2 separate regions of the Homo sapiens genome follow, and region 2 is linked to region 1. Evidence: chromatin loops called from intact Hi-C (ENCODE). Cell type or tissue: OCI-LY7. All regions are shown on one strand. Each heading gives the region's core, and the rest is flanking DNA. Links, peaks and the distances in the headings are about the cores only.

Region 1 (10,173 bases), core at 2,690-7,689:
AATTTGAAGAAATATTTTAATTTTATCTTCTCTGCATATTATTCCCACATTTTTCTTCTTAATTTTGTATACTTATGTTTTATCTTTTTATAATATTTTCACATTGTATATCTATTCTCATTTCTTCAAAAAGAAATATTGGTAATGTTTTAGGTGTTGAGGATACCCGGGGGAAAATAGGATAGGATTCCTGCCTTCATGATGCAGATATAGCCTAGCACTGTCTATTCTGTTAAATGTTTCTCAAAGAAAGATTCACTTGTAAAAAGTTTTCCCAAATTTATTAATATGTACATTTGCCTTAATTATTTTCTTTCTACTATTTACTATTTTCCCATATTTGTTTTCTTTTCTTTCTTTTTTTTTTTTTGAGACAGGGTCTCACTCTGTTGCCCAGGCCAGAGTGCAGTGGTGCTATCATAGCTCACTGCAGCCTTTATTTCCCAGGCTCAGGTGATCCTCCCACCTCACCCTCTCGGGCATTACATCCTTCTTGGGATTACAGATGTGCACCACAACACCCAGCTAATTTTTTTTTATATTTTTAGTAGAGACAGGGTTTTGCCATGTTGCCCAGGCTGGTCTTGAACTCCTGGACTCAAGCAATCCACCTGCCTCTGTCTCCCAAAGTGCTGAAATTACAGGCATGAGCCACAGCACCCAACTGTTTTCTTGAATTTTTCCCTAACACATTTTCCTGAATGCTTAACTGTCTTTATTTTAACTTTTTCTTAGTTAATAATATAAGAATTTAAGGCCATGAATTTGATTCTAAAAGTAACATTAGTTTCAACCTAACCTAGTTTCAAAGTTTTTATTTGCAGCATTCTCATTTTTTTAAATTACACATTTAACTTTTTTGATTCTAAAAATATTAATTACTATATTTGTAAATTCTTGCATTGCTTTCGTGCCTAGAAAGTTTTTCTTAACTGAAGATAAAGACAATATTACAGTTTTTAATTTTTATTTATTTATTTATTTTTGAGACACAGTCTTGCCCTGTCACCCAGGCTGGAGTGCAGTGGCACGATCTTGGCTCACTACAACCTCCACCTCCTGGGTTCAAGCAATTCTCCTGCCTCAGCCTCTCAAGTAGCTGGGGTTACAGGCACTCGCCACCACGCCTGGCTAATTTTTATATTTTTGGTAGAGACGGGGTTTCACCATGTTGGCCAGACTGGTCTCAAACTCCTGACCTCGTGATCTGCCCACCTCGGCCTCCCAAAGTGCTGGGATTACAGGCGTGAGCCACCGTGCCCAGCCTAATTATTATTTTTTAAACTCTAAAATTAGAGGTACTCTAGTTTAGCTACTCTAAATAGACTTTTTTTGCAGACTTTTCAAATTTTAAAATAATAATCATAAGTTGAACTACCTGGTCTTAGAATCTTATGTGGAAGTTACGTGTTACTTTAATCAAAATTTATTTTAGACTACATCAAGTGAGGTTTTTTATGTAGCAAATCTTGCTTTCAATACTATTTATTAAATGAATTTTCCTTTCTCACTATTTTATGATATCACTGCTTTCAGGTTAATTTCTTATATACTTTTGGCCCATGAGGGAGCAGTGTCCATTATTTAGATATGTTTATTTATTTTTTAGTTAGTACAGGTTTATAATATTTCTTAAGGGCTTCATTATTACTTATCTTTAGTAGAAATTGTTAGCTCTTCCACTCATTTTTTTCAGATTACCTCAATACAGAAAAAGAAATTGTGGGTGAAAGAGTACCTAGGTGCCAAGGCAAGAGATTGAAAGCACAAACTGTTTCAGTATAATAAAGAAAATAAAATAGTTAGAATAAGAATAGTCATAATACAAATTAGATGCAGAGATGATCATGGACAATTATCAATCATTATTATAAACATTATTAATCATTAGCTTTTAATATTACTCTTTGTTGCATTACTAACATAACCTAGGAATAACCGGCGGGTATAGGGTCAGGTGCTGAAGGGACATTGTGAGAAGTGACCCAGAAGGCAAGAGGTGAGCCCTCTGTCACGCCCACATAAGGGCCACTTGAGGGCTCCTTGGTCAAGGGGTAACGCCAGTGTCTGGGACGGCACCCGTTACTTAGCAGACCGCGAAAGGGAGTCTCCTTTCCTTGGAGGAGTCAGGGAACACTCTGCTCCACCAGCTTCTTGTGGAAGGCTGGATATTATCCAGGCCTGCCCGCAGTCATCCGGAGGCCTAAACCCCTCCCTGTGGTGCTGTGCTTCAGTGGTCACCCTCCTTGTCCTCTTTCATGCTCCGCCCGTACTTCTGGTCCCTCTTTGAAGTTCACAGTAGATAGTGGTAGAAGAAATAGTGAAAGTCTTAAAGTCTTTGGTCTTTCTTATAAGTGCAGAGAAGAGAACGCTGATGTATGCTGCCTTCTCTCTCTGCTTCGGCTACCTAAAAGGGAAGGGCCTCCTGTCCTGTAATCACGTGACTTGCTTCACCTTGTCAGTCATTTAGAAGATTCACCCTCCTTACCCTGTCCCCTTGTCTTGTATGCAATAAATATCAGTGAGCCCATCCATTCGGGACCACTACCAGTCTTCCGCATCTTGATGGTAGTAGTCCTCCAGGCCCAGCTCTTTTCTCTTTATCTCTTTGTCTTGTGTCTTTATTTATAACAATCTCTCGTCTCCACACACGGGGAGAACACCTGCTAAGCCCCATAGGGCTGGACCCTACAAAAAATATAATAGCAAGTTATTGGACTTAAATTGAAACTGTAGTTAATTGGACATAAAAATAACATTTACAACCCTGATGCGTTTTGCTACTCAGGAATATTACGAGTTTCTCCAAGTCTTTTCAGTTATTTAACTTAGGTGCCTTTTATCATTTTATTGTTCATTTGTTCCTCAAATGAGTTCTTACATTTTGGGCTAAGTTTATTCCCAGATAGATGTGATATATAGTTGTTCATATATACATAATACACACGATTGCACATACATATGCACATATGTGCACACATGCATACATACAGTAGGGCTTTCTCCTGCTGGGTATTGTCATTAGTAAGAAGGTTAACAATTTGTTCACATTTATTTCGTTGCATCTCATAAACTACTGAGTTCTGTTTTCCGTTATAATTCTAATTTTAGTTGATTATCTTGGGATTTCTAGGTAGACAGTTAAATAATCATCTGACAATTAGCATTTCTCTCCTTTTGAAACTATTTCTGTCACATGTCTTATTGCATTGGCTGCAATTTCTAGAATGATGTTAAAGAGGCATAGTGATGAAGTTCATGCCCTTATCTTTAATGAATCTTCCTGGAGCATTTCAGCTTTGAGCATGACACTAATCATTGCTTTGAGATTAAGTATCCTTTAGAGAAAGTAGCCTTTCTGCCATACAGTAAATTATTATTGCATATTTAGGGCATGTCAGTTCTTGAATTCCCACTATGTGGTGGCATTATAATGTTAGAGAAAAGAACATGGGCTCTGCCAAATGAAGTTATTTGCCTATTTTCAAGCTAAACTAATACTCTCATCTCCTAGAAAAATGAGGTTGACACTTTTCTTTTTTCCTCCAAGTTCAAATTAAACCTGCAGCAATTCTGCCTTCAGTAAAGCTGTCTTAATTTTATTTACCAAATTTGTCATGTAATCATCCCTATTTATCTTTCATTGACCAGGATTCTGAGTTTTCCAAATCATTGCCTACATAGAGGAAAAAAGTCGAAAATAGTAAAAGAAAATGGGAGAACACAAGGTGTTCCTGTTTACTCCCATCGAGGCCTTCTCCTCTGGCCTCCTTGGACTCCCCCAAGTCTCTTCCTGTTGCGGCTGGAAGGGTCTTGTTTACCGAGTTCTGAGGAGTGGCCACTCTCCTCCCTGGGGTTTGATGGCACCTGTATCACCGCATCTGGTTTCCTGAGCCTCAATGCAGTAGAATTTGGAAGATCACAATGTTAATTTTTTCCTTCAATGAGATTTGCCATTTATTGAAAAGGAAGCTTTCTCCCCCATGGTAATACAATTTTTTTTTTTTTTGTAATTTGTAGATGACAAATACAAATCTGGACGATACACAATAGCTCGTTTCTTCATTATGTGTTCTCTGGAGAGGCAATTATTTTGTCAGTGGCATATATGAATTTTTTTAACTTTTAGTATTTTTTTATGTGCAACAGCTGCTGGCAGAGTTTTGGACAGCCATCTACCATCCTACTGCACTGACAGTGGGATCTGTGTTCTTTCCCACCTTCTCCCTTCCAGAGGCCGTCGGCCGTAAGAGCCAGAGGGGACTTTTGGAGTTATGTAATGCAACATTTCCCAGAATCTGTTCGGGACACACTAATTTTTAAAGATGAGCTTTGACAAAGGGGTCTAGTGATCTAGCCCACAGATTTGCAATCAATAAAGAGAAATCCTGCAAAAAAAGATGTGTGTTTCACTTTGTCTAACCCAGAGTTTTCCAAACATTATCACATAACATCTTCCCTTGCCTACAGTGATATCAGATCTCCAAAACACTTTAAAAACATGCTGCCCTTACCCACTTCTCAAAGAAAAGTCCCACTATTCGGGTGCCTGTAATCCCAGCTACTCAGGAGGCTGAAACAGGAGAATTGCTTGAACCTGGGAGGCGGAGTTTGCAGTGACCCAAGATCCTGCCATTGCACTCCAGCCCGGGCAACAAGAGCGAAACTCCGTCTCAAAAACAACAACAACAACAAAAAACAAATAAATTCTCTAGTACTTAAGCCTGAGAATTCTGGGCTAATATAAAATCCTTGCACAAACAAAATCATCAAATTTGGTGAAAATGTTGGGAGTGCATATAATCATTTGGTTTGTTGCATAAAATTATGTTAAGGACACAAGAAAGAAGTTAATTATAAAATTATATGTTAGCATAGAAATATAAAGAAAAATAAATTGAACATTTGGTGAGGCCTTAAAAAAAAAAGTCCCACCATTTCCCTTATGAGTGGTGAATTAAAAATGATATCAAAACATCCTGTTGATCCCTTAGTTATTTATAATTGTGACGAAGTTTATGGTGCAATCTACATGCAAATATGGCCCCATAATATCTACTTAGGTGTGTCTCTTTCCTTAGCGTGAGCTCAGCCAGTATCTGCTTTTGCTATTTTCATCAACCATGAATCTTTCCAGTGAGCTTTGAATCCTCATGCTCACGGACACCTGGCTGTGCTGTGCGCACCCCAGCTGACTCGAGACAGCCTGGGGCCGGCTGGCGGCTGTTACTGTGGAGGTTGTTCTGGCGAGGCAAGGAGGATTTCCACCTGGATGAGCTGCAGGCTCATGGGGGTTATTAGTGCACAGTGACTCTGAGGCTGACATCCCAGTCATGGACCTGTGTGGACCAATTCCATCCTCTCCTTCCCAAGCCCGAGGCTGAATGCTTGACCTCAGCTAGCTGGGCTGTCAAAGTGCTTGGAAGAACTTTTCCAGCAAGGATGAAAGGGTTGAGCATCTCTTTATCTTCCCTGGTTGCATCACTTATTCACCAGGGCAAGGTTTCCCAGAAAGCTGCAGTGGGTTAGGGGTCGAGAGCAAAGTACTCAGCCCACATAGAGTTAGCAGCTGCCTGTGGCTGGTGACAGCGGTCCCTCAGGATTCTGAACGTCTCTAACTGTATCAGGTAATCTGGTTCAGTGCCCCTGGCTGCTGCTTTCCAGGGTGCTCAGGTTAAATGCAGATTTCTACAGATTTCCTGAATGTGCAGGGGTGTGTCCTGGGAATCGCCTTCTAAACAAGCCCCCAGGTGATTTTTTTTGCCCATGGAAGTATGAGATGGTTTGTTACCAGAGGTACAAACCATCTTTTTCTTTACCAAGTCTCTAAATGCAAGTGTCAGATAACATCTGACACTTAATGTAAGACCAACTGTTCTTTTTTTCTTTCCTCCCTTCCTCCCTTTTTTTTTTTTCAACTGCTTCTTCATGAGCAGTCACTGTCTACTCACCACCTCCATCCTGTCTTGATGATTTAGGACTCTGGTCACCTCTGCTTCTGCTCCCAAGAAAAACCCTTCAGCTTTGAAGTACTAGGAACAAACAAAACAAAAAAAGTACTTAAAAGAAACTGTGACAGAGAGGCAAGCAAGCCCTCCCTTACCCATTAATAACGGCCACTGCATCCTCCAAACAAGGCCCCCAAACAGCAACCACAAAACAAAGAGTGCACCAGGCTCTGCCCCCGGCCTCTGGTAAAGGTCTGACAACCAAAGACACCAACGGAAAGTCTGACAACCAGAGTCTTGGCTCCTCTGGTTGAGTTCACGGGACAGGCAAATTCCCAATATTCTACGATGCTATGATACAGGGCTGTCGCCATGCAATGCAATCCTGAGTTATTTGGGGGGTGGCATAAAGAGCAGAATTAATCAAACAGCATCACATTAAATCCCTGCTTCCTAAGTGAAAATGTAGGAAGGATCATTTCATTCATTCATAAATTATACTTACAAAAGGACCTCCAGAAAAACAAACTTCTTTATGCATAAACTTATTGACGAACTTGGTTCATGACAGCTTTCTTAAAAAGCATGAGCGTAAATAGACTTGGAAATGCATACGAATAACAAGTATTTGTTGAGCACTTACAATATGCCATACATATAATCTATATGTACCATCTATATAATTGTTCATATTTATTAAATACTTATTATGGGCCAGGCACTATGTAAAAGAGTTTACAAGATTTATTCTACTTAATCCTTTCAACAACCAGAGGAGATACTAGTATAAAAGGATGCCCATTTTATAGTTGAGAAGATTGAGGCTTACAGTGTTTTAAGGTCATAGATTTATAAGCTTCTGTGTCAGAAATAAAAACCAAGCCTGTTTGAGTATAGGTTTCATTTGCTTAATCTCTGCACTCTACCATTTACTATAACTTAGCCAGTACTTATTTTCATAGCTGAGATATTCCGTGGTCATGGAAAGGTGAGATTAAATCACAGTTGGTGGTTCTCTACAAAGCTGACACATGCAAGCAATTCAACGTGGAGACTGTTCTCAGTGCTCAGTGAGGCTGGATGTTCTGGTCTCCAGAAGGGCTGTGGAGACACAGCATCCTTTTTGTCCATAAGAAAACTGGCTCCCACCTGAGGGTGAGGACTCCAGAAAGGAGCCCAGGAACTGGCTTCCAGTGCACAAAGCAGGTGCCCTGGGAGGGCTGCCTTTCTGAGGATTTTTTTTTTTTAAATAAAATCCATCCCCATTTTCAATTTTTTTCTTCTCATTTCAAAGAGAACCCCCAATAACAATGACTTTCAAATGCAAGTGGCACCGCCTACTGCACAATTGTCCTCTAGACCCTGCCGTCTGCCCTCTGAAGTAGGCGTGAGTGAGCTCCTCTTTCCACCACTGCAGGAACAGGTGGAAGGAGAGGGGATCTCGGCTTCCAATTGTTGTTCGTGATGCCGGTGGCCCTCAGCCTCATATTTCTGGCCATCCTGGTGTGGTCCTCATGCATCCAGTTAACCTAGGTGAAGGGTGGACTTAGAATGAGAGAGCAGGAAGAAGAGCAGCATGAGCAGAATTTCTCACCATGGTCTCCCTTCAGCGGCAAACGGAGCCTTCGTGGGGGCACTTTACCAAAGAAATGAGGTTGACACACAGCCTAGGCCACCTCCAGCCTGAGCAATGGTGTTTCTTTCTATCTAATTTGCAGGGGCTCCCCTGTGTCACGACAGAGAGAAGATGCCCCCCACACACTGGCACAACCGGCCAGACTTGGGATCAGACCCAGGTCAAGCAGAGCCTCAGGAAAGGGACCTGAGAGAGGCCAGCTCCCTGGGGGTTTGTCTAAACAATACCCAGAGGAACAGGCCATACTGGAAGTTAAGAGCCCAAAGGCTTTTTGATGCCACAGGATGATATCTCCCTTCCCTTTCCTTCCCTTCCCTTCCCTTCCCTTCCCTTCCCTTCCCTTCCTTTCCCTTCCGTTTCCTCCCCTTCCATCCCATCCCCTCCCCTCCCCTCCCTCCCTCCCTCCCCTCCCCTCCCCTCCCCTCCCCTCCCCTTCTCTTCTTCCCTTCCTTTCCCAACAGAGTCAGTCTGTCACCAAGGCTGCAGTGGAGCAGTGCAATCTTGGCTCACTGCGACCTCTAACTTCCAGGCTCAAGTAATCCTCTTGCCTCAGCCTCCTGAGTAGCTGAGACTACAGGTGTGCCACTTTTTTTTCTAACTTTTATTTTAGGTTCAGGAGTACATGCACAGGTTTGTTATGTAAGTAAACTTGCATCACAGGGGTTCGTTGTACAGATTATTTCATCACCCAGGTACTAGGCCTAGTACCCGATAGATATTTTTTCTGATCCTCTCCTTCCTCCAACCTCCCACCCTCAAGTAGGCCCTAGTGTCTGTTTTTCCCCTCTTTGTGTCCATGTGTTTTCATCATTTAGCTCCCACTTAAGTAAGAACATGAAGTATTTGGTTTTCTGTTCTTGGGTTAGTTTGTTAAGGATAATGGCCTCCAGCTCCATCCATGCTCCTGCAAAGGACATGATCTCTTTCTTTTTTATGACTGCATAGCATTCCATGGTGTGTATATGTACCATATTTTCTTTATCGAATCTGCCATTGATGGGCATTTAGGTTGATTCCATGTCTTTGCTATTGTGAATAGTGCTGCAATGAACATACATGTACATGTGTCTTTATGGTAGAATGATTTATATTCCTTTGGGTATATGCCCAGTAATGGGATTGCTGGGTTAAATGGTAGCTCTTTTTTTCACTCTTTGAGGAATTGCCACACTGCTCTCCACAATGGCTGAACTAATTTACACTCCCACCAACAGCATATAAGGGTTTCCTTTTCTCTGCAACGTCACCAGTATCTGTTATTTTTTGACTTTTTAGTAATAGCCATTCTGACTGGTGTGAGATGATATCTCATTATGGTTCTGATTTGCATTTCCCTAATGATATGTGATATGGAGCTTTTTTTCATATGCTTGTTGGCTGCAGATATGTATGTCTTCTTTTGAAAATGTCTGTTCATGTCTTTTGCCCACTTTTGAAGGGTTTTTTTTTTCTTGTAAATTTGTTTTTTTCTTACAGATGCTGGATATTAGACCTTTTTCAGGTATACAGTTTGTAAGTATTTTCTCCCATTCTGTAGGTTGTCTGTTTACTCTGCTGATAGTTTCTTTTGCTGTGCAGAAATTCTTTAATTAGGTCCCATTTGTCAATTTTTGCTTTTGTTGTGATTGCTTTCTAAGTCTTCATCATGAAATCTTTGCCAGCTCCCATGTCCAGAATAGTACTGCCTAGATTGGCGTCCAGGGTTTTTATAGTTTTGCATTTTACATTTAAGTCTTTAATCCATCTTGAGGTGATTTTTGTATATGTTGTAAGGGAGGGGTCCAGTTTCAATCTTCCATATATGGCTAGCCTGTTCTCCCAGCACCATTATTGAATACGGAGTCCTTTCCCTATTCAGGTGCTTGTTTTGTCAGCTTTGCCAAAGATCAGATGGTTGTAGCTGTGTGGCTTTATTTCTGGGCTCATTATTCCATTCCATTGGTCTATGTGTCTGTTTTTGTACCACTACCATGCTGTTTTGGTTACTGTAGCCCTGTGGTATAGTTTGAAGTCAGATAATGTGATGCCTCCAGCTTTGTTTTTTGTTTGTTTTTTGCTTAGCATTGCCTGGGCTATTCCAGCTCTTTTTTGGTTCCATATGAATTTTTAAATAGTTTTTCCTAGTTCTGTGAAGAATGTCATTGGTAGTTTGATAGGAATAGCATTGAATCTGTAATTGCTTTGGGCAGTGTGGCCATTTTAGTGATACTGGTTCTTCTTATCCATGAGCATGGAATGTTTTTCTGTTTGTTTGTACCATTTCTTGATTTATTTGAGCAGTGTTTTGTAATTCCATTGTAGAGGTCTTTCACCTCCCTGGTTAGCTGTATTCCTAGGTAATTTTTTTTTCTTTTTGTAGCAATTGTGAATGGGATTGCATTTCTGATTTGGCTCTTGGCTTGACTGTTGTGGGTATATAGGAATGCTCATGATTTTTGTACATTGATTTTGTATCCTGAGACTTTGCTGAAGTTGTTTATCAGCTGAAGGAGTTTTGGACCCACACTATGGGGTTTTCTGTATAGAATTATGTCATCTGCAAACAGGGGGTTCCTCTCTTCCTATTTGGATGTCCTTTATTTCTTTTTC
Region 2 (10,173 bases), core at 2,189-7,188, 130 kb after region 1:
AGAAGTTTGGGCCCCACCTGGGCCTAATAAACAAGACTTGGTGTTTTTCTAGCAAGTGCTCCAGGTGAGTCCTATGTGTATTACAGTTTGAGAAGCAAAGATCTATAGAATGTGTTCATTCCAGAGCAAGTCAGTAAGAACGGTAGATTAATGTCTAACTTGAATGGTGTTGATCATAATCCTAAAAGGGAACCGGATAGACAAGAGTTAATCTGAGTTTAAGAAGATCCAGACACAAAGACCGATCTGGAAGATCAACTTGGTCAAGGAAGAACAACTTGGAAACACAAGAACCCTTTTTACAGACTATTGAGTCCTTGGCTGAACTATAATGATGAATGAGTTCCTTATAGGAGTATAAGAGTGTAAATGTGCACACAGGTAGACATTCAAATGCTTTCATTTGGCAAAGCACCTGCAATTGGAATCAGCATCCTGACTTTACTGTAAGACAAACGGCAAAGTCACAGCCTACACCATGGAGTGCTGTTCTGGAATCAGTGCATATTTCTGGGAGTGTGAAAACCTAAGATCTGAAAGATGAAAGAAGAAATGTTAGAAATCATTGGTCAATGGCACCAGGCTGTTTTTTTCTTTTCTTTTTTTTTTTTTTTTTCTCCCAGGCCTGTTCAACCCTTGAGTCTTACCAGAGGAACCCTCTAATGTGATTTAGTACTCAAGGGCCCAACTGTAGCAGTTAAAGTGGATAACAGAAACTCAAACAAGCCCTCGTTAATAACTTAATTAAATCTGCCTGGGATATCATTTTCCTTGGCTGTTCAAATTTAGTCGTATAAGAATGGCAGTCTCTACTGGGTACAAACAAGTAAACTGTGATATCACTTATCATTCTCATCAGGCTGGCTAGAAAGGAATCCGTTCCTAAGGATCTTTCAAGATGACAAGTCTTGTCAGATAAGGTACTATGTTTGGGTGGGTTTTTTCTTTTTCAATTTTTTTATTTTTCTTTTTTCTTTTTTTTTTTTTTTTTTTTTTTTTGAGACAGAGTCTCGTTCTGTCGCCCAGGCTGGAGCACAGTGGCATGATCTCAGCTCACCGCAACCTCTGCCTCCTGGGTTCAAGTGATTCCCCTGCCTCAGCCTTCTCAGTAGCTGGGATTACAGGCATGTGCCACCATGCCCGGCTAATTTTTGTATTTTTAGTAGAGACAGAGTTTCACCATGTTGGCCAGGTTGGTCTCGAACTCCTGACCTCAGGTGATCCCCTAGCCTCGGCCTTCCAAAGTGCTGGGATTACACGCATGAGCCACCGCACCTGACCTCTTTTTCAATTTTAAAACTTGAGATAAAATTCACATACTATGAGATTCATGTTTTTAAAAAACAATGTTGTGATTTTGAGTGCATTCACAGTGCTGTATAGTCATCATCACTGCCTAGTTCTAGAACATTTTCATCACCCAGAAAAGAAACCCTGTACCCACTGCTGTCAATCTCTCCCACCCACAACCCCTCCAAGCCCCTGCCCACCACTCATCTACTTTCTGTCTCTCTGATTTGCCTATTGTGGACATTTCCTATAAATGGCACCATACAATATGTGTTCTTTTGTGTCTGGTTTCTTTCACTTAGCATAATGCTTGCTATGTTTATCCGTGTTGTAGTGTGTGTCAGTGCCTTATTCCTTTTCATGGCTGAATAATATTCTGCTGTACAGATATACCACATTTTGTTTATCCATTCATTAGTCGATGGACATTTGGGTGTTTCCACTTTGGGGCTATTATGAATAATGCTCCATGAACATAAATGTACGAGTTTTTCTGTAAACACATGCTTTCAACTCTCTTGGGTGGAGACCTAGGCGAGGGATTGATGGATCCGTTGGTAATTCTGTTTATTTTTTTGAGGAATGGCCAAATTGTTTCCACGGATGCTGCAGCATCTAACATCTCATCAGTAATGTATGAGGGTTACCAACGTTTGGTTTCCCGGTTTTTGTTTTTTATTTTAAAATTATGGCCATCCTCAGGGGTGTGAAATGATGTCTCATTGTGGTTTTATCTGCAATCCAGAAATGATTAATGATGTTGAGCCTCTTTTCCTGTGCTTATTGGCCATTTGTATATCTTCTTTGGAGACGTGTCTATTCAAATTCTTTGCCCATTTTTAAATTAGGTTGTCTTTGTTGTTGAAGATAGTATTTTTTTTGTGTCATAATTGGTTAAATTAGCTAAAGGTAAATGGTTTTTGCTTATATCACTACCTTTAGCAGAGACATTTTCACCTGGCAAAGCATATAAGAGACAACCTAATGGCTGTCTTATACACTGGGTTTCTATGGCCACATCTATAAAAGTTTCCCTTGAGATGAACAGTATCTTATTGAATTGAACAGGGAGAAATTGATGATGAGGATTAACTTGATTTGCTCACAAAATGATGTTATAGACCGGGCAAAGTGCCTCACGCCTGTAATCCCAGCACCTTGGGAGGCCGAGGAGGGCAGATCACCTGAGGTAGGGAGTTTGAGACCAGCCTGACAACATGGAGAAACTCTGTCTCTACTAAGAATACAAAATTAGCAGGGTGTGGTGGCGCATGCCTGTAACCCCAATTACTTGGGAGGCTGAGGCAGGAGAATCACTTGAACTCTGGAGGTGGAGGTTGCAGTGAGCCAAGATCGCGCCAGTGCACTCCAGCCTGGGCAACAAGAGCGAAACTCCATTTCAAAAAAAAAAAAGTTATATTCACTAACATTACTAACAAGAGAAGTGATCTCCATGTCTCAGTTTTAGTATTTCCATATAAAATAGTAGAATCTTATTTGCACTTATTTTGGAGCAGATTCTCCAATCTTGTTGAAGAATTAACATCCCACCAAGGTTTAGGGGCTGTCACAAATGTCACATACACGGTTCCTTCAGGAGCATCTGTGTCTCATGATAGGTTATTCTTAGTACTTGCAGCTCTGTGAGGTAGGTCTTATGCACCAATTTAAATATAGGGAAACAGGCTGAGTGAGTGTGTGACAATTTACTCAGGGTCACACAGCTAATAAGTGACAGGAATTGAATGAAAATATTGTTCATTTATTTAGCATCTTCTATGGATGTGGACTCTGAAAAGTTAAGAAAATTACCCAGGGTCACATGGTAGTTATGAACCTGAGCTACAGTTTGAATGTACACAGGCCTGATTCCAAAACTGCCACCTGCTCTGAGGTTACACTGTCTCTTTTGGCATTTTTGTTAATTCATACCACATTTCTCATTCTAAGTAAAAATCCATCTAAGCATGGTGACATGCATATCTCTGAGTTGTCTCCTCACTGTGGGATTTGACTTACCTCACTCCTGGCATAGCAGGCTTATTTTTCTGCATTCAAATATTTATGCCAATATGTTACATCTCAAGATAGTTTTTTTTTTTTTTTTTTTTTTTTTTTTTTTTTTTTCAGACAGAGTCTCACTCTGTCACCCAGGCTGGAGTGTAATGGCGCGATCTTGGCTCACTGCAACCTCCACCTCCCAGGTTCAAGTGATTCTCCTGCCTCAGTCTTCCGGGTAGCTGGGATTACAGGCATGCACCACCATGTCTGGCTAATTTTTGTATTTTTATTAGAGACAGGGTTTTGCCATGTTGGCCAGGCTGGTCTCAAACTCTTGACCTCTGGTGATCCACCTGCCTCGGCCTCCCAAAGTGCTGGGATTATAGGCATGAGCCACCGCTCCCAGCCAATATAGCATTTTAGCACGGATTTTTACCCTGAAACTCAGCTATAAAACTTATGTAATATTAACAAGATAAGAGCTCCCTGTGAACGTAGGAGGCTGAATGGGAAGTGGGTACAGGGCCAGGTGTAATCAGTGAATAGGCAGCTGTCCCCAGTGCCTTCTGTGAGGACTTCCCCATAGTTTGTGGTTTCCTGGTGTCTTGAAGCTAATTAAACTTGGAGATTCAGATTCACGACGTCTCAATTCACAGAAATCATGAGTTATGGTTGAATGGCATCCCCTGCAAAAGATATTGAAGTCTTAACTCCTCGTACCGTGAATGAGACCTTATTTGGAAATAGAGTATTTGCAGATGATCAAGTTTAGATGGGGTCACTAGGTGAGCCCTATTCCAACATGATCATGTCCTCACAAAAAGGTGAAATTTGGACACAGAGACCTGCACACAGGGAGAATGTCATGTGAGGGTTGGGGTGATGCTGCCGCAAACAGGAAAACCAAAGATTGCCAGCAAACCACCAGAAGCTGGGGGAGAAGCCTGGAACACACACCCTGGTGGCCTCAGAAGGAACCAACCCTGCTGACACCTCGGTCTCAGGCTTTCAGCCTCCACAACTAGATGACAACACAGTTCTGTTGCCAAAGCCCCTCTGTTTGTGGTGTGTTGCCATGGCAGCCCTGGGAAACTAACACACCAACTCACAAACCAAAATGTAAACGGGTTAATTTGCCGTTAGAGTTGTACCTGCCAAGGGGGCATTTATTTGTGTCTGCTGTCCAGGCTCTCCACCCCACGTAGGAAAACCATGGCAGCCATCAGTGGCCACACTGGCTGTTGAAAGAGTGAGGTCTCTGCTGCCAGCGTCTCTTGGGGTCTCCTGTTTTCCACGCCTTGTTGGCTGGCCTGGGCCCTGTGGGTGGACACCATCCTTATGTGGATCCACTAACTGCTTTGTCCAGATCTAACTCTGGCCAGGACAGTAGGCTGTCTCTTTAAGTTTCCTTCTTATATACCGATACTCATCCGTGACAAATCGACATTACAGTTTGACTCTTACAGGTGAGCCATATTTTCAATGGGGAGGGTGTCTTCTGTTGCTTCCAGTTTCCTGATTATTTCTTCTGAAAACCAAGGGTTATTCATCATCCAATAAACACTAAATGGTATTTAGGTATTCCTAAGTATCAGGCCCTGTGCTAGGCTCTGGGGATTTAGAAATCAACACGTTGGATAAAACTCTCTGCCTCCGTGGTGCTTTCATTCTAGGAGGGTGTGGTGGGCAGAATAATGGTCCCCCAAATGCTCATGTCCTAATTGCTGAAACCTGTGAATATGTTACCCCACACGGCATAAAGAACGCTGTGGATGTGATTAAGCTGAGGACCTTGAGGTGGGGAGTTTGTCCTGGATTATTTGGGTGGGCCCGGTGTCTTCATAAGGGTTCTTATAAGAGAAAGACCAGAGTCAGAGAGAGATTTGAAGGTGCTGTGCGGCTGGCTTTGAAGATATTAGGTTGGTGCAAAAATAATTGCATTTTTTACCATTAGTAACGGCAATTACTTTTGCACCAACCTAATAAAAGGGAGGCCATGAGTCAAGGAACATGGGCAGCCTCTAGAAGCTGGAGAAGGCGAGGAACAGACTCTCCCCTGGGGCTGCAGAAGGAGCAACCTCTGCTGACACCTGGATTTGAGGCCTTCTGATCCCTAGAACTGTAAAAGAATGCATTTGTGTTATTTGGGGCCACTAAGTTTGTGGCCATTTTTTTCAGGAGCAGTGGAAACTAACACATAGGAGAGACAGACAATGAACAAATCATTGAGGAAAATGCGTATTATGTCAGTGGAATTATGTGCCATGGAGAAAAATGATGCAGGGAGGGGAGAGACAGTGAGGGATGGGAGTTACAATTTAAAATGAGGCTGGGCAAGGCTGGACCCAGAAGGGGATGTTGGAGCAAAGACCTGAAGGAAAGGAAGGATGGAGCCAGGCAGTCCCTTGGGGGACAAGTGTCCTAGGGAGAGGGAACTGCCAGTGCAAGGACCTCTTGCAGGCTTCCTCAACCTCAGTGCTATTGACATTCTGGGCCAGATCATTGTCTGGGGAGCTGTCCCAGGCATGGTAAGATGTTCAGTGGCATCCTGGCCTCTACCCACCTGATGCCTGTAGCCCCCTCCCCTTAATGGTGACACCCAAGCATGTCTCAGGACATTGCCATTGCACCTGGAGGACAAAATCACCCATGGTTGACAGCCACTGCTTTAAAGGGACCAGAGAAACATGGCTGAGGCACGAAATTTTCTGGGGTGCTGGCATGATACAAAGCCAAGGTCCCAACAAATGAATGAATGCTCTGATGCTTGCATTCAGGGAACAGCAGCATCAGCCTCACTGGGAACTTACTAGAAAAGCAGAATCTCATGACATACCCCAGCCCCACCAAGTCAGGATGCGCGATGCAACGGAATCCCCAGGCAGGCAGTAAGTATGCCCATCAGATTTGAAAGGCGCTGGTTCAGAGATCCCTGTGCGGTCCTTCTCAGCTGCAATGGTGGTGGATGCTGCACCAATTAGGAGTCCATTCATGAGACAGATATCCTGGGGTACCTGCCATGTGCAAGTTTCCAGCTCAGGGCTGTGTAGAGCTGCCTCATGGCAGGTGCACAGGCTCTGAGGTCAGACTGCCTGGGTTCAAATCCTCACTCTGCATAGTAGCACTGTGACCCTGGCAAGGCACCCAGCACCTCCAAGCCTGTTTCTGTATTTCTGTAGTGAGGCTAATGATAAAAATAGTCCTGATTCCATGATGTTTACTGTCAGGGGTAAGAAGGACAGCCCAACTAACATGTTTGGCTCAGTGCTTGGCACTCCAAAAGTGGTCAACCTTTGTTTTTAAGAGTATCTATCTGTCTGTCTATCTGTCTGTCTGTCTATCCAAAGGAGGCAGTTGGTGGAGGCAGGAAGTACATGCCTACCTCATAGTGCTTCAGAGAGGATTAAATGAGATGACTGTCAAGTGCTCAATTCAGCATCTAATATAAAACAAACACTGCATGAATGGCAGTAATTAATATTATCAGAATAATTTCTTTTGAGAAAATGAACAGTGGTAAAGGGCTTAACAATGAATGACGTTCTCAGCTGTTTACTCTGAATTACACTCTTGTGGCCAGAATGTCCTTGGCTCCTTGGCAGTAATTGTCAAACCAGGATGGGAGCAGTCAGTCCTTCCACTCCCCCAGCCTGGGCCAAGCAAGGCAGGTTTCCATCTGCTTGTGACCTCTTGTCACACACAGAGAGGGTGGAGAGGCTTCTCTCACATGGCAGCTCTTGTGGGGAGCTCTCATTGTTTTTGCAACATCAGGGTTGGTGATGGTGTCTGAAGGATAGCTGAAATCCCAAGCCCTGAGTTCAGGCAGTCCTGGGGTTGGTTATTCCAGCAGTTGGATGACATTTTCTAAGACCTAGGTTCCTTTCATATTTCCTTTCTGCCATCCTCAGTGTCTGGGTTGGCTCTCCTCATGGGATCAGGATGGCTGCAGTCACTCCAGGCATCACATCTTCATTTGCTGAAATTCAGAGACAGCAAAGGAGAGCCATATGGTCCCTATGTCTCATTTTCCAATATAAAATTTTTTTTCCAAAGCCCACCCGCTCTCTCTTCTACAAAAAGCCTTTCCTTTCATCCTCATTGGTCAGAATGGCAACAGGACCTATCCTAAGCAAATTGCGGGCAACAGGAATGATTGATTTTATGGTTGATATTAATTTCTCTTAAAGCTGGGGATAGGGTAGCCTTTTCTGAATACAAAACCATGAGACAGAAGGTGCCATCCAAGCAAAATCAGGGTCCTGCCAGCAAGATAAGATATTGACTGTATAGGTTACCTGCAGTGTCTCCTTCTGAGGCCTTCACCCCATATCAGACCCTTTAATCTCTGATTCCAGCATCCAATTATCTATACAATCAGATTCAGGAAGAGCAGAATTAAGACACAGCCTGGATTTCAGGGGGAAGTAGTCATTCGCAATACTTCTGCAGGAAATTCTTAACTCTATGACAGCAACCGGATTGCAGGCAGACCACACATCTCCCTTTAGGTTGATGGAGCCCTGGTTTAGAACCCGGAGCTGGGCCCACACCAAGATTCCCATCCATCCCAGGATTTCTAATCAGTTAAGGCATCTCTTGGGAAGAACTCCATGGAGGGGACTAGTGGGCTGATACACCTGAGAAAGGCTCCAGGAGAGAGAGCCAGTGTCAGATAAAAGGGGGATTCTGGGATGGCACAGCATTAGACACTCAGATAATCCCTGGGCTCTTTGACTCCTGTGTTCCTTATGTGCAAGAGCAGACACTGAGGAGCCAGGCCCCCGAAATATCTGCAGGACATTGAGAATGGGGCGGACCCAGGTGGGGTCACCAGTGTTTGGGGTTAGCAGTTTGAGCCATCATGCTGATCATGATGATCAGCTTCTCCAAAACCTGCAAAACTGGCACTGCCTCCAGGAGTCAGGGAAGGAAAGGAAGTGGAGGAGGCTGAGGACATGTGGAGGAGGCTGAGGACATGTGTACAATGAACATCCCTCCCTGCCCCAGGAAATCTCTGAAAGAGTTGGAGAAGGATTTTGAGGGGGGCAGAATTCTTCACATGGCAGGTACCAGGACCACAGAGTAATATCCTTAGGGAACATACATTGCTTCTGGCTCTATCCCAAGGCTGGTGTGGCTTGCAATGGTGGGTTTGGTTAAATTTGTGACTTTCTCTTTGGTAAAATGATGGATGCTTTGCACTGGAGTCAAGCACCTCACTTGATCATTTAGGCCTGACTCACCTACTAGAATATCAGCCCTCTGAGGACAAGTGCCTTTGCCTATATCACAGTCTCCCCAATATTGTGGGTGTCACTATTGGTTGTCCATTCTGTTTTTGGAAGCTTTTTTATATGATAAATACAGCATCCCAGCACACTTCAAATTACATAGCAATGCAAATTTTCATTCATGTAATAATGGATTCAAACACATATTTATGAAATAAACTGTTGCAATGATCATTACTTACCATGATGCCTTTTAAATGTTACAATTGTAGTTTTTTTAGTTGTTATGAGGCATAGGCAGTTGAAATTAACTGCACAGTGAGTTAGCGTTTAAGGAAATGGAAACACCCAGGAGTAGCCATTAGAAGAATGAGAATTCTGCAAACCACAGATAGAGGAGGCTCATTTCCCCCACAGCCACTTACTGGAAACTTCCACTAAAGATTCAATGCCCAGAATCTCACAAGGAAAGATGTTTTCCCTTAGGAAGTCTCCTTTGGTTTACTCTCCATGAGCTGGAAGTCTTATCAGTGAAAATGAAGAGGGAGCGAGCACCAGGGCTGTTTGGCCTGTCTGTGAAAAACAGACCAGCAGAATTCCCCTACACGCAGGAGGGGGCATCCTGCCATCAGCGGGGAGAAGGGGTCACAGCCGAAGCATCATATGCATCCTTGCCGTGTGTGTGACTTGCCTTGCAGCTTGCATGGTGCTTTTCTGTCTAGTGTTTCATTTTACCTTTAAAACAATACTGAGAGGTAGGCAGGATGGGGATTCTCAGCCTCATCCTGTAGTTGAGCGGTCTGAGGTTGAGTGGGGTTAGACAGGTGACTCATTCAAGATCACATCCCCAAATGCAGACCCAGTGACACCTGACACTCCTCCCTGTCCATCCTCTGTGGGGTAGGCATCGTCCCCGACACAAACACTCCTGAAAGGAAAACTGAAAACAAAATTGTTCAGGGACAGAATCTGAAGCAAGAGGGGTTGTCTTCTAGACACTGGGAGGTGCTAAGGAGAGAAAGCAAGGTGCAGTGCTGGGATGTCGGCAGAGCCCTGGCAGTGGGGGAAGGGGGAGGGGAAGGAGGTCACCCTTTCTGTCATCAGCATGAGGGTGGTGATGCAGGCTGGCAACACAAACCGTCCATCCTCGTCTTCCTAGATCCAGAGCCCCAGATTTATTATTATTTATTTTTTTAGACGGAATCTCGCTCTGTTGCCTAGGCTGGAGTTCAATGGTGCAATATTAGCTCACTGCAAATTCCGTCTCCCGGGTTCAAGAGATTCTTATGCTTCAGCCTCCCAAGTAGCTAGGATTACAGGTGCCTACCACAATGCCCGGCCAATTTTTTGTATTTTTAGTAGAGACAGGGTTTCACCATGTTGGCCAGGCTGGTCTCAAACTCCGGACCTCAGGTGATCCACCTGCCTTGGCCTCCCAAAGTGCTGGGATTACAGGCGTGAGCCATCGCGCCTGGCCCAGAGCCCAATATTTTTTAAACTGCAGAACCTTCCTGATCAAAGGGCAGCAGGTTAGTGGAGCCTCCAAGAGCCCAGCCCTTGGGTTGAAGGGATCTGGGTCTTAAACTAGTTCCACCCTCGCAGAACATTAGCTAATCTCCTCTGAACCTCGGTTTCCTCATCTGTAAGTGCA

The links. Hi-C counts contacts between places; a loop is a spot of excess contacts. Peaks named below come from ENCODE experiments on the same cell type or tissue, not always from the same donor. Only the 100,000 strongest peaks of a DNase experiment are listed, where the experiment ranks them.
Region 2: a loop joins it to region 1, with 5 times the contacts of the local background. A loop is called at or near these places in 12 of 110 quality-filtered maps.

Annotation. Positions count from the first base shown.
Region 1 is chr2:234,350,033-234,360,205 of GRCh38, forward strand. No RefSeq gene overlaps it. Among named protein-coding and RNA genes, the nearest start is that of LINC01891, 99 kb to the right of the region's middle. In OCI-LY7, for the core only: no CTCF peak of the experiment used is centred there; DNase peaks (open chromatin) are centred at 5,199 and 5,569; H3K4me3 peaks cover 1,814 bases; H3K27ac peaks cover 2,854 bases.
Region 2 is chr2:234,479,821-234,489,993 of GRCh38, forward strand. No RefSeq gene overlaps it. Among named protein-coding and RNA genes, the nearest start is that of ARL4C, 12 kb to the right of the region's middle. In OCI-LY7, for the core only: CTCF peaks have their summits at 4,227 and 4,427; DNase peaks (open chromatin) are centred at 3,171, 3,881 and 4,251; H3K4me3 peaks cover 2,469 bases; H3K27ac peaks cover 4,132 bases.